Linked DNA regions of Mus musculus: all the other regions are linked to region 3. Evidence: chromatin loops called from intact Hi-C (ENCODE). Cell type or tissue: left cerebral cortex. All regions are shown on one strand.

Region 1 (5,000 bases), 160 kb after region 3:
GGCCCACTGAGGAAGAACTGAGCCAGGAGGATCACAAGTAAGGGCAGCCTGGGCTATATAATGACTCCCTATCTTAAAACAATAATAATGAGCCAGGTGGTGGCAGAGGTAGATGAATCTCTATGGGTTCAAGGCCAGCCTGGTCTACAGAGTGAGTTCCAGGACAGCCAGGACTACACAGAGAAACTCTGCCTCGAAAAAACAAAGAAACAAACAAAACAAACCCCAAAACAAACAAAAACCCAACAATAATGAAATAAAGTTTCCCAGAAGAGAAGGAAATAAATCTCAAATTAAATGCGCCCACTAAGTGTCACACAGAATGGAGGAAAATGCCAAGCAATATCTCAACATTCAGAATGTCCAGGTAGTGGAGCGAGCGAATGGCTTCTAGAAAGAAAAAGCCAAGGCCTGTGGGAAGGAGTAAGAATGCAGGTGGCATCAGAGCTTCCAACAGAAGCACATGGTGCTGAAGAAAGAGGTGGTAGGGACCCAGCATTCTGAGTGAAAAGTACTTTTATCCCAGAATTTTACACTTGGCCAAATAAAGGCTAAGCGTGGGGAAAGGTATTTTCAGATATGTAAGAACTCAAAAGATTTTACCTCCCACGCACCTTTTCTTAGGACTATAGTAAAAGATATGATTCAGTGAAATGGAAGGCTAAGCCAAGACAAGAAACAAGGGCACTCTAAAAGTCTGAGGAGGAATCCGGAGGGTGCTGCTGATTACACGGCGTCCTGTGATGACACCTGAGCCCCAGGTGCAGAGAGGAGCCCATCCAACTTGGATCAGGATGACAGTCGGTCCAGGAGGCCTCCAGTAGTGGGTGTGCATGGGGCGGGGTGGTGATAGATTACCAGATGATACAAGGGGCCATTCAGGAAAAACTGTCCTCGACAGTTAAGGCATACACATGGGAAATATTCGCAACAGCTACTTCTGAGTTAAGCAAAAGAAAAGCCGATAGTTAGCTCAGGAGACAAGGTAGTTGATAGTAGTTGGAGGGGATGTAATTAAAGAGCACCACTGTTCAGTAGTGGCCATGTTATGTGCAGAGTGAAGACAACATAAGCATTGAGTTTGTTTAATTAAATGTGTACTACACTTCTATGGGAATATATGGAAGGGGGAACTAAAACTCCAGGTATCGAATAGGCATCAATAGATGGTATCTATGTCGGTCCCCTGTCTTGTTACTATGGTGGAAGGCCTGCTGAAAGCCAGGTGGAAGGGTTTATTATGGCTCTCAGTTTAAAGTACAGTCTGTCATGGTAGGGAAATCATGGGAGCAGGAGCCTGAGGTGCTGGTCTTGTTACATCAGCTATCAGGAAGCAGAGAGGAATGAATGCAGTGCCCGGGTCCACTTCTGGACCGCAGTCACGGATGGCTCTGTTCACAGTTAATGGAGAGGTTTGTCTTCTAGGTGAGTCTATACCCGGTCAGGCTGAGAGCTGCCATCAGCATCATTCTGACCCTCTGATGACTTTTGGGAATTTTAGAAACAAATCAGTGCGGATGGGTAGCTGCTCAGAACTCTCCCGACATCTGGGGGTGTCGGTCAGAGCAGGGCTGGGTAGCTGAGCACGGAAGACTATGGGAACAGTCGATAGCACGAGCCCTGCCCTCCTAGGCTCCCACCAACAGCTCCAAGCTCAGTTTGTGCTCAGGTGACCCTGAAAAGGGCCCTGGAGTGTGAGTGACAGCTTCATGGGATAGAGCGCTGCATCCTGTGGGGAAGGCAGGGAGAAAGGAAAGGGGGTCTTAGGGGGAGGGGACAGTGCAGGAGGGCAGAGGCACAACAGATGAGGCTAAATTAATTTTGGAAACCATTAAATCTTTGAAAAGAGAGCGTGTTTTCGGCAGGGACAGTGAATCACTGTGATTTGCAGAAACAGGCACGAGGCAATTAGCCATCTGGATGCTGCGGCTTCCAGCCTCCCAGCGGAAACTTCAAGCAAGCGGAAGGCTGGTCATTACACAGCCCAGGCCCAGCACTCCATCATCTACAGATAACTTTCTGCTTCCAGCCGCTAGAAGTCCAAAGGCTTGGGATAAAGGGCAACTTGGCATGAGACGCAGAAAATGTGCAGGAAAGGCTACAAAAGCCGCAGGGAGTCCCACTGCTTCCCTCTTCCTGTGTGTACCCCTCAGACTTCGTTATGAACAAGTGTACAGTTCACTCAACTGAGAAGCACTTAATACTCGCCTACCACTCTCCTCCAGGGTCTCTGATCGTCCGCACGTTGTGTCATTAGTCCTCGTGACATACATTTAAGGTATTCCACCCACGACACATCCTAAGAGTTCTGCACTCACCAATCTTGCTTAAGCAAGAATATTATCTTATTATTTTATGGTTATTTATTTATTCTGAGACAGTCTGACTTTGTAGCCCAGGCTGAGGTGATTCTCTGCTTCAGCTCCTCATGTGCTGGGATTTTAGGTGTGAGCCAGCACACCTCTGATTTGTTTTCATCAATGAGGAAATAAAAACAAAGGAAAGGTGACGTTGAACCAGAGGTGTAGCTCAGTTGGCAGAGTGCTCGCCTAGCATGCAGTGTCCCGGGTTTGAGCTCCAGTGCTGCATCAACAGGGTGTGATAGTGCATACCTGCGATCCTCACACCCTGGAAGTAGAGACAGGAAGGAGGATGAAAAGTCTAACATCATTCTCAGCCACAAAGGCAGCCCAAGCCTGGACTACAGAAACCCTGCCTCAAAAATCAACAAAAGATGAAGTAAAGTTGTTCAAGTTTTGAGGCAATTGTGCAATTCCGTGCCTCCCCTGTATGAGCACCCGTGAACTGTGTGGCTCACAAGGCTGGAGAACCACAGGCTACATGAAGATAAGAGTTTCTATAAACTGTAAAGAGAGGTTGGAGCTTAGGGGCTAAGAGCACTGGCTGCTCTTCTAGAGGACCTGGGTTCGATTTCCAGCACCCACAGGAGGACCAACTACCATCTCTAACTCCAAATCAGGGGATCTGCCGCCCTCTCCTGGCCTCCACGAGCACTGCATGTAGGCAAAACATCCACAGAAATTAAATAAAAGGGCTGGCGAGATGGCTCAGTTGTTAAGAGTGCCGACTGCTCTTCCAAAGGTCCTGAGTTCAAATCCCAGCAACCACATGGTGGCTCACAACCATCCGTAACGAAATCTGATGCCCTCTTCTGGAATATATAACTCCTTTCTTGTATTTTTGAGATTATAATACACCTCTTACTCCCTCCAAAACCTTTCTTACTCTATTTCAAACTCACGGTCTCTTTTTCATTAGTGGTTGCTACATTTGTACGTGTGTGTGTGTGTGTGTGTGTGTGTGTGTGTGTTCCTAAATGCATAAATAGAACCTGCTCATTTTTTATTAAATTAATATTTTAAAATAAACAAACTGTAAAGAGCTGTTTGTAGTAGCTACCTCAGCTCACACTGACCCCTTTGACCTGAAGTTGCTGCTTTTCAATTCATTTCTAGAAGCCATTAGGGTAGCCTGCACATCTAACCAGGTCTTTCATTCAAGGACGTCTGACTGGGCTAGATGAACTGGGAGGTGTGGGCCAAGGAGGCCTGACTATCATCCACCCACTTCTATTATGGCCATATGGAGCAAATCACTTCCAGAGCCAGGAGGGAGCCAGGAAGGGACAGCACCTCTCAGAGAGGCCAGAGGTCAGTGCTCCCTTGTGGAGGACCTCTGTGTCTTATTATTTGCTGTAGGCTCCTAAGCCACAATGCACTGTGGTTTGGTAAAGTGCTTCGCCAGAGCCTCTTAGAGCTGCTTAGCATGGCTCAGGACTCTGCAGTGGCCTAGAAGTCCCCAAAGGAGTTGTCACCCAGTGTATATATCTGTAGTCCACTGAGCTGGACAGGAAGTACCAGATCTCATACACAAGAAAAGCAGAGGAAGAAAACAGCTTGGATAATCAGGGAGTCCAGTTTCGTCTACTTCTCCCTGGCTGTGGCCTCATACAAAGTGGGAAGCCACACTCTCTCCGAGTTTCTTTCCTGAGATGAAGCTTTCAACCCCCCCCCCGCCCCCCAGGGCATTAGAGGGGATCAAGGAGGTCACAGGTATCCCTGAACTGGCAGAAAGTTTAAATAAAGAGGACCAAGAAAAAGCCATAGGGCCCTCAAAGCTTGGCTTCCGATACACGGGAAGCGTGGGCTTGCTGTCACCAGATTTTTTTTTAATTTGTCCAGAAGAATAAGAAATCTGGTTTGTTTGTGTATGTTTTTATTCTTAAGAGATAAGGTCTTCTTGTGTAGCGCAGTCTGGCTTGGGACTTGCCCAAACTACATAACCTTTCTGCCTCATGCCGAGTTCTGGGAACACAGGTGTCTGCCACCACATTTAGCCTAGAAATCTGGATTTTTCTCATGAACTCCCCAATTTTCAAAACCCCATGAGGACAGACAGAAACCTGTCTGTAGGTCTCGGAGTATGGACTCTGAAGTTCCTATGGTCTCAGTCTCTTAGCAGACTCATGCCAGTTCACCTCCTCCTGTCTCAGGTACATCTTCCTGGCTCTCCACCCTCTGTCTCCTTCTTATCACTCAGATTATAAACTGAGTTAGGCTTAGCTCAGCTCTGCAGTCACCAGAAGCCAGCTAGGAACAGGGCTACTACCTAGAAGTCCCACGTAACCACTTCCCAGAGAGAGAGAGACAGAAGGCAGAGGCATAGAGACTTTCTGAAGAAAGGGATGAGAAGCAACGGGACAATTGTCACTGCAGGCAGAAGGCCTGGCCCCTGGGTGGCTGGGTAGTGTCCCCAGGGCATTCCTGCATAAAAATTAAGGGAGAGTGTGGCTGCCTCTTGCAAAGTTGGTGTGGCCTTTTGAAGCACCTATAGCCTAGGAGACCTTCTGGCTGCAGCCTCCTCGAGCAACAACAGTCCAGTTGGTCCTTCAGGAGAAGCTGGCAGAGAAGCTGCCTCGGGCCGTGGGCTGGCCCAGCGGGCTCAGTGGGTCTTGCATCAGGGTCCTTTCCAGAAACTGA
Region 2 (5,000 bases), 130 kb before region 3:
GCAAACAGAAGAGTAATGTGTATTCCAAGAAAAGCTTCAAAAGTGGTTTAAAAACCAAAAATAAACAAAGAAACAAAACCATTGAGCAGAGATCTGGCTTTCCCAGCCTGAGGGAAGTTATAAGCACTAACTGCTTTCATACCTCTTTCGATTTCAGGATTTCAATTCCAAACATCTAGAGACAGAGGAACAGCCCAGAAACAAGAAATAAGGGTGTGATGTAACTTTTGTGAACAGCATAGGTATTGAAACCCATATGGATAGATGGTGAAGCGTGGAGCCATGCTATTCAAACTAAGCACCAGCTAGGACATTTGATGCACATTAAAGTCTCAGAAGCACTGGCTAAGACAACTAGCAACTAAAGAAAAGAAAACAGAGGCAAACATAATACAAGGAACTGAAGAGTAACAGGGTGAGCCCTGTGACTTAAGAGAAAAAGCAGGAAGGAGATCACACTGGGCTAGGAGGCTGCATAAAATGAAGACTATGTAAAGTTTAGGAATTGTAAATAAGTATATAGACAACTAAAGAAAAACTGATAAATCAGACTTTATGAAAAAAATCAGGATTAGCAGTAAAACGGCAGGTGAGAGAAAACATCTGAGATATATATATGCATGCACATGTCTCATGTGTGTATGTGTGTGTATGTATGCATGTATGTATGTGTCTTATCGTGTAACTCTGGCTGGCTTTGAACTCACTATGTAGACCAGGCTGATACTGAACTCACAGAGATCTGCTTGCTTCTATCTCCCCAGTGCTGGGACTAAAGATATGTACAACCACACCATCTACACCATATTTTTATCACAAGTTAATATCCAGAACACATACAGAACCCCTGAAACTCAACAAGACAATAAACAATCTGATGTTAAAATGTGCAAAGAATTTGAGTAGACTTTTACCCAAATAAGATGAACAAATGGCCAGTGAGCTCATGAGAAGTTGTTAGTAACCCAAAACACAGTGGGTGCCATCAAACACCCATGAGGACAACTTCTGTATTTAAAAGCAACGGCCCAGAAAATACCAAATACTGGTGAGGATGTGGAGAGACTGGACACCTTCCTTGCTGTTGATGGGAGTTCACTAAAGACAAACTTAGAAAATATGAAGGTAAGAACAGCCTTAGAGGCTGCACCCTATACTCTATGGAGAACTAGAGTCTGCACCTCTCTTGAGTTTGCTCAGAGCAGCCCAGGGCAACAATGGACAGGCTTCCTGGACCTGGCCACCACTTCACCTCGAGCTATTATTATTCTGTTTTATATTAAAAAGAAAAGGCTTGTAACCATTGATTCCAACACCCACAGATTCACAGACACTAAGATAAAGAAAGTGGATTATGCTATGTACAGAGCGAGTGAGTCACAGGGCAGAAACCCAAATCCAGTGTTGCTGACTCCTGCTGCAATGCTTTTCCTCTGCATGATTCTCCTAGTCCAAATTTGCTTTGAAAACTCTTTGTCACGTACTGAGGACCGTGTGAATCAGAAAGGAAATGCAAGGTCCAAAAGAGGAAGAACAGAGCAAAAATGTCCCTGCAGTGAATTATGGAGAGTAGAAATATTCATATGAGGAAAGACTATGATATTAATAGCTCTGTAATGAACCACTATAAATGTTGGACTTAGCAGAGATCTTGAGTAGGTGGATTTGCTAGAACTTTACTAATTATAGAAATGCTGATGCCAGATTTAGAAGTATAAATTGAGTTAGGAGTTCTCATTGGCCTGGATTACTAAAGAATGTTCCTCTCATTTCTAAGCTAATAGGGGCTTGAGATAGATCAATTGATGAACATTTGCAGCTTTGTGCTTATAAAGAAATTCTGAAGAGAAATTGTGACATTTCACGATGCATAACTGATGATAAAAGTAGCAAAGCATTCTTTCAAGTCATAATTCTCCAGGGAAGTTATTAACAGCTTAACGTTTCTAATTCACGCCAGAGTGTGGATTCAAGTTTCTGAGTGAACAAAAGTTTTTACTAAGTAGATATCAAAGAATGAAATTAGGCCAGCAGAAGAGGGGAAGCCCTTATTTGGGTTTCTTGACTCTGTTATTTAATCACATATGGGTAAGGACACAAGAAAATATGCATAGCAATCCAGCTCTCAAAAACTACTAAGAAATGAAACGTGTTAAAATGATAGCAACAGCAACAAACAAGGACAAAAGCAACTTCCCCAAACCTCACCAGAACATCCCAGGCTTTCCCCCATGGAGAGACAGACACACTGCCACAAGCAGGAAGCAAACAAGTAAATGAATGCTAGGTGATCCTGTTGCAGTGAGTATGTGCTTAAATGGAAGGGCAAGGCAGGGATGCTAGCAAAGGGTTGAAGCTGGGGGCTTCAGGAGGCATCAAGGAGGAAGTGATGCAGTGTTGCATGGAGTCAAAAAGGGTAGGAGATTAGAAAGACAGATGCTGAGGCACATACAGGCACAATACTATTCAGGAAGGCTGAAGCACCGGATATTGGGGGAAACTGAAAGAGATGAAGCTGAACAAGTTTAAGAACTAGATCATAAATAACCTTGATGCATCTCAGTTAAGAAACTGGGTTTTTTTTTTTTTTTCAGGGTGATGAGAAAGGAATGACAGAGTAGATACTGATATTAATGGAGTACTTATTGAATCTGGAGACCTTCAGAAACCTGAATACCTTCAGAAGGTTGGAGTGAGGACAGCATGACTGACCTGAGGTGAAGAGGGAGCACTACAGTGGTGCAGAGCATCGAGGACTACACAGAAGGGCATTCTGGCTTCTTTGGTCAACTTAACACAAATTATAGTCACCTAGGAAGAGGAACCTCAACTGAGTAATTGCCTAGATCAGATTGGCCTTGGAGTGTCTGTGGGACTTTTAAACTCATTAATTCAATTAGTTAGTTAGTTAGTTAGTTTTATAACATCCTAACTGTAGGTTCCCCTCCTTCCTCTCTTCCTTTTCTCAGTTCCTTCCCCAACCCACTTCTCCTCTTCCTTTTCTCTTCAGAAAAAGGCAGGCCTCCTTCAACCAGCCCGCTCTATGACTAGGCACCTCCTCTCCTATTAAGGCTAGATGAGGCAACCAGTAGGAGGAAAGAGCTCCTGAAGGTAGAAAGAGTCAGAGACAGCCCCTGCTTCCACTGCTGGGCTTTTACATTTTATTTTATTTTATTTTATTATTTTTGATATATGGTTGATGTAGGAAGATGCATCCTAAGGTGGCCATTCCTATAGCCTGAACAGATGGTCCCGGACTGTCTAAGGGAAGCTGGACAAGCCAATAAGAAGCATCCTTCCATAGTCTGTTTCAGTTCCCATGGTCAGGTTCCTGCTTTGAGTTTCTGCTTTGGCTTCCTTTGATGACAAGCTGTAACGTTTCAGATGAAATAAACTGTTTACACTCCAAGCTATTTGATCACAGCAACAGAGGTAAATCTGAATAAAGGGTAATTTGGTCCATGTCAGACTTCAAGCATAATGGGGAACATACTCACTCATGGGGGGAGGCAGAAGAAGCAACAATGCAAGACAGGTTCCATATCAACGGATATATAATTAAAATAAATAATACCTACATGTTTTATTATAGTAACACACTAAGATAATGAGAATCATATTTAATGCATTCAGAGGAAAAGAGAAACTGTGCCCCTGCACTGAACTGAAATTAGAAGCATCAGTTATGTACGTGTCTGTTAATACAGACAAAGACAGAATACAAAAGAACTTAGCACAAAATATACACAAATCAAAAGGTGAAGTAACTTTGTAGTGAAAACACGATAGACAGCACACTCATCAGCTTTCTACTGCTGTGAGAAAACAACAGGAGGGAGGCGGCATGAAGGAAGTTTAGTCTGGACCATGGACCAGCATTTCTAGACTGGGATTGCTTGAGCCAAGGCAACATAATCAGCATTTTCAGGAACATGTGATGAAAAAGATCTGTTTATCCCATGATGGTGGGGGAGAGGCAGAAAGAGAGGAGGGGAGAGAGAGTAGCAGAAGGAAGATGAGGAAGAGGAACTGGGGTCCCAATAATCCTGCCTCCTACATTCTGAGAGTACTGTGGGTTGGGGACCAAGCCTTTGCATGTGGGCCATTGAGGGATGCTTAAGATCCAAATTATGGTAGACAGAATCTCAAACAAGCGATGAGCACAACCTCAGCCAAGTGGCTATAGAAAGGATATGTCACCTGAGAGGAGGCGAAAGGGAAGTACAGCTCATTTCTGTGATGTCCTGTCATGAAATCCAGTCATGATAGAATATCAGACAGACCCAAAGCTTCACACACACACACACACACACACACACACACACACACACACACACACAGTTAAATGTTGTGAATGCCAAAGGAAAACTAAAGTTCTATTACAGGCTGAAGAAACACATAGCTGAAGATATCACACAATGTCAACATGAATTATTCTGCTATCAAGAACTCACTAGGTGACTTGGTGAAATTTGAATGGATCTTAAAACTGGATGGTAGTAATGAACCAATGTTAACTTCCTGAACTGCATATACAATTACTGGGAGGCTCTCACTTGTAAGAAGTATGTATCAAAGCATAAGGAGCTTGTGTCCATCATGACAAACACTTATTTTCAAATGGCCAAAGAACAGACATGCTGTAATATCTATATTTTGTAGTAAATTAGATATAGCTTTAACTTTAAAAAATTAAAAAAATATATAAATGCACCAGGAAAACAGAAAAGATCATACATTTTGAAAACAGAAACTCAGGGACAGGCATTGTGGCACATGCCTAAACTTCCAGCATTCAGATGGCTGAGGCAGGAAGACAGTGAATGGGCCAGCTGTGACATCTAACAGGACTTTATCTTTAAAAAACCAAACCAAGCAAACAAAAACACAGAAATACATTAACAAATGTACAGAATGTTTATATTCAATTGCATACCAAGACTTGTGTACATATATGGGCTTAATAATTCTCTCAAATATTGCTGTTTTTCTCTAATCGG
Region 3 (5,000 bases):
TGGCAAGATACTGAGAAACGACTAAAGTGATGTTTCTCTCATCTTAAAGGGTGAAGAGGGTACTTTAACCACTTCTGTGTTCATTATAGTTTGAAAACTGTGAGGCAAATACTCAAGAAATTCACTCAGGTAAAGAGACTTAACAGATGCCAGTAACAGGAGCAGAAGTTCTGAGTGCTGAAAGAAACAGAAGAATTAAGTAGGCAACAATATGGCCTAATTAATTAGACTGAAGCTTAAAATCAAACACTCTAAGCAAAGCAAAATCCTGTTGTCCCTCTAAAGACTTCATCTGCACTGGGGAGAGGACTTCCACTCTTCACAGATGTTCTACTGCACACATCTGCATCATGGGAAAACAAGGCCAGACTTAGAGGTGACAAGAAAGATCACTTGCATTTTTGCCCTAGTCCAGCAATATGGGCAGAGTTCTTTCAAACTGCTACCTATCCAAAGCCTTTATAATTTGCCAAAGTTTGAAGTAATTTGTTCTTTCAAAGGAAGAAAGCAACAACAAGAAACAATAGTGTGTTTCCTGCCTTATGAAGAATACAACAGAGCTTCCCAACTGCACGTCCTAGAGACACATGCCAATTGCCTCACATGTACAGGAAAGCAGCTACTGATAGAGGACCAAACAGAATGGTCTACACAGGGAGGACAGAGCACAGAGCACACACGAACTGCCAGATTTCACCCCTGAGGCTGGCACATACACATTCCAGAAGGCTGGGGATCCTGGACCTTTGACAACCAAATTCCATCATCTTTCTCTGAGAGAACAGTTATCTTTCCAGAAGATGCATCAGAGAAATGCTACCCAGAGCCTTGCCAGGCCTATCTGCACTTAGTGGTCCTGGCCCTGCTTCCATTGTTCTTCCGTCTGTGTTGAGCCTCCATCTGAGACCATGCAGAACCACCTGAGCAAGAATCATGTTTGCCTGCACGCACCAACATGATCTCAGCCATGAGCCCACGATATGCCATGTGTGAGTCACAGGCAGTGATGATGGTAAAAAGAAAAACTAATATTTGGAGTTCACCAAATAATGAGTCACGCTCCTGGGAGAAAAGGAATCCTTACAGCTGGCAGCTCCTTAGTATGAAATTTTTAAATTGTTGTAACATTAATATTAATTCCATGAAAGCTGGCAAGAAGGAAATGAGTGAGAAATGCAGTATTTGGTTGCCTGGTACCATGTAAAGCCCAGTTCATGCTCCAAGAACAAGAATGAGAAGGACATCGACTGCCTACTCCTGACGTGCGTGCCTCCCACACTCACCCTGACAAGCTGCTCCATCTCCCACACAACACTTCCATACTAATTTTGACCCTCATGAGTTAAAAAGAAGTCTTGCTTTCTCGGTACCCAAATGCCAAGTGGGATCTTGTGGGCTCTCACCTTTATAAAGGGAATGTTTGAAAACAGGCCCCTTTGGCTGTGACATCAGTGAGTTGCTGAGGCCTGCAAGGGCCGGAGGAAAGATTCCCAGTCCCTCGCAGCGCTGCCGCACTCCTACGGTACAATCTGGCAATGGCCAGGGACCAAAGCTTTAAAGCTGTTTTATGGTATTTAACATATGGTCATAAATTGCTCAGTGCTCTAAAGAGGGGCTAAATTTGCCACCCCTATTGATGAGACATGTTCTTATTTATTTAAATTTAGTGGCAAACTGGCATTTCTCCAGAAGGAGAGGGTTAGGCACAAGTACAAAGAAAGAACTAATGAGAGCTGGTTTGCAGCTCTGCTATGTACTGAACACAACCACTATCAAGCAGGGGCTTACCATGAGAAAAACAATAATAGGGACAGATTCCAATGTCTAAGGCCCAAGGAGGGGGAGGAGTACAGATTTGATTCGGAATACATTTTTTATTTTTTTCAGAATACATTTAAAAACTTTTAATCATTTTCTCTTTTTCCTCCAACAAGGGCTGTCTACCCATCTCTCTGTTGCCTCTGCCTCTTTATTCTCCTCACAAATTAGAGATCCTTGGTCTTTACTTGAAATCTCTGTAATTCCCTAGAATATCCCAAATCTTGCAAGCATTTTCTGATTTTGCCATATTTTTGGCTAAGTTTTTTTTAATGGATATAATTCTCCATCTCTAAAAATATAATCCTACCAAGATATTAAGTTCCCTTCCCTCTACAAGTCAGCAATCATATAGCATTTGAGTGTGTGGAGGGTGTATGCAAATGATATTAACAGGGATGGTGTCAACAGGTAAATACCAAAGCAGCGTCACCAGTGAATTCGGTTTTATATCTATACGGTGATTATCTTGCTTAGATCTGGGATGTGAAAGGGATTTCTACAAGCTGGAGGTTCGGCAGCAGTCTGGGAACAGTCTTTTTAAAACTCTACTAAGAAAGATTAGGCTGTTTATATCACACAAAAGTCTTTCTTTATAATTTTAAAATAGAGAAGATCCATACATGGCCCAGAAAGGAAAATCTGCATATAGACAGGAATAGAGACAGCAATTATCAATGTACACAAGTTAGTATGAATGTCATATGCTAGAAACTAGGAAGTGGGATATATTTCTCAGGAGGATGAAATATGTCATCTCAGCCATGTTCCCCCAAGGCAGACCAATGATCCAGTGATCAAGGAGATTAGATCATGCCATGAAAAGACTGCTGCTGTGAAACCTGACCTGATCTAGAGTAACTGGGTTATCTGAAGTGGCCATAAAATGGCTCATAAGATCTTTTGCCAGCTTCTAATTGAAATACCCTATGTGTAAGGTCATTCTGTCATTAAGGGCCAAAAAGATAAAGGAAAAAGACTATGCAGAAACATATTCAGGCCCTATTAACACCTCCAGTAAGGACCTAGTTTTCTGAAAATTCTTCATTCTGAGGTCAGACTGGAATGTTAAAATATCTCCTGTACTATTCTAAAAAGGTGTATTTGTAAAGCCCCTTCCTTTTGGACAGAAGGACAATATTTTTAGTGCCATAATCTTGCAAAAAGGAGAATAGGTCTGAAATTCAAAGATGATTACTAGACACATAGGTATTCGATAATATGAATTATGTATCACCACAAGACGCTAGGTATATTTATGCATTGATCCATCCAATACATCAATAATCATATTAAATGGAAATGATACAAACAGTTCAACCAAGAAACAAAGACTGTTAGAATTAAAAGCCAAGATCCAGTTACATGCTGCTATACAAAATTCACTCTAAATGTAAAGACCCAAATAGTTTAAAAATATCAATTAATGTAGATTTCAGAACAAACAATATCCTAAGAGCAAGGTGTATAGACATCATAATCTTACACTTTTTTTTAATCTAACAACACAGCTTTCAATATATATGAAGCAAAGGCTGATGGAACACTGAAGCCTGGTAGGTCTACAACTGCAGTCGGCAGTTTTCATGGCACTCAGCTGACAGACAACATAAATGAATAAAACATGCCACACTCCTAACACACACTCAGAATCACACTCAAAGAACTCAGTGACCCTTTCTGAACCCCCACGGTGACAAGAAGACAGACATACAAAGCAGTATGTGACATCTGAAAATCCTATCAACCAATTTGACTGAGCTGTTATTTACAGAGCACTCCACCAAATAACAGCAGAGCACACATTCGTTTGGATGCACAAAGAACACCTGCTAAGATCATTCATATCCTGAGCCATCAAACAAGTCTCAAAAAACTCAAAGTGATTTAAGTCATATAAAGAATAATCTCTACAATGAAATTAAATTCAAAATCAATAAGGTAACAAAGACATACAGAATTCTAGAAATTAAATGAGATATTTCTAGATAATCTCTATGTGAAAAAATCCAAAGGAAAATTTGAAACCATAATAGAAAAAGTAAGCACAACACAGCAATAGTTGCAGAATAGAGCTAAATATACTAATGATAGAACATCATAGTGCTCAATGCTAAGATCAGAAAAACATGCCGGGCGTGGTGGCACACGCCTTTAATCCCAGCACTCGGGAGGCAGAGGCAGGCGGATTTCTGAGTTCGAGGCCAGCCTGGTCTCCAGAGTGCGTTCCAGTACAGCCAGGGCTACACAGAGAAAGCCTGTCTCGAAAAAAAAACAAACAAACAAGATCAGAAAAACATGACACTATCAAGATAAGAACTTCATTTTCCATTTAAATAACCCAGGGGAAAAAAAGAAAAGAAAAGAAAGATCAATAGTAAAAGAGGAGGAGGAGGAACAGGAGGAGGAGGAGGAGGAAGATTAAAGATCAGAAGGAAAAGCAGTAAAACTGGAAACAATAAAAACAAAGATGGACGAAAGCAAAAGCTGCTTGCTTGCTAACACTAACAAACTGATAAATTACTAGCCAGGACCATGAGGAAAAGGCAGGGGGAAGAGATAAATAACTAAACCAGGAAACATCAAAGTGGCATTACTACCACAGACATTTTCAAAAATAGGGGAACAAAATACAAATTTTTATGTCACTCGGGATGGATGTTCAAACTAGCAACAGTCACCCATTATAAGATGGTTCTGCTTACTATGTCCATTAAGAACATTTCATTTACCCTTTAAACCCTCCTACAAAGAAACGGCCAGATCCAAGATGGTTTTGCTAGCAAATTTCAACAAAAAGTTAAAGAAAAAATAATATGAATTCTTGATGAACATTCATAGAATGTGTACTTCTCAATTTAGTCTATTAATTTGCATTTAACTACTATGCAAAATCCAGGAAACATACTAAGGAAAAATATAAGCCAACATAACAAATGACTACACCGACGCATACTCAACAAAACATTAACAAATTGAATCCAACAACATGTAAGGATGATAATATATCAGGACAACTGAAGCTCCTTCCCTGGGGATGCAAAAATAGGCTGACTATGCCAAAGTTAGTCACTAAATACCCATAGTGCTTTAGTAGCTCTATTAGTCATTTGTTATTCAATACTAAGTGGTCAGCCTTAAAATCATATAGATACAAGCAACACTAAATAGACTCTTAAGGC

What was found. Hi-C counts contacts between places; a loop is a spot of excess contacts. Peaks named below come from ENCODE experiments on the same cell type or tissue, not always from the same donor. Only the 100,000 strongest peaks of a DNase experiment are listed, where the experiment ranks them.
Region 1: a loop joins it to region 3, with 6 times the contacts of the local background. A loop is called at or near these places in 2 of 42 quality-filtered maps.
Region 2: a loop joins it to region 3, with 3 times the contacts of the local background. A loop is called at or near these places in 3 of 42 quality-filtered maps.

The regions. Positions count from the first base shown.
Region 1 is chr5:31,586,863-31,591,862 of GRCm38, reverse strand. No RefSeq gene overlaps it. Among named protein-coding and RNA genes, the nearest start is that of Gm38424, 7.6 kb to the left of the region's middle. In left cerebral cortex, a CTCF peak has its summit at 2,987 (motif pointing left); DNase peaks (open chromatin) are centred at 547 and 1,880; H3K27ac peaks cover 496 bases.
Region 2 is chr5:31,878,958-31,883,957 of GRCm38, reverse strand. All of the region lies in intron 6 of Babam2 (BRISC and BRCA1 A complex member 2), which reads right to left. Among named protein-coding and RNA genes, the nearest start is that of Gm52770, 120 kb to the left of the region's middle. In left cerebral cortex, no CTCF peak of the experiment used is centred here; DNase peaks (open chromatin) are centred at 1,440, 1,830 and 2,198; H3K27ac peaks cover 1,416 bases.
Region 3 is chr5:31,747,177-31,752,176 of GRCm38, reverse strand. All of the region lies in intron 3 of Babam2 (BRISC and BRCA1 A complex member 2), which reads right to left. Among named protein-coding and RNA genes, the nearest start is that of Babam2, 52 kb to the right of the region's middle. In left cerebral cortex, no CTCF peak of the experiment used is centred here; DNase peaks (open chromatin) are centred at 1,411 and 2,329; H3K27ac peaks cover 1,702 bases.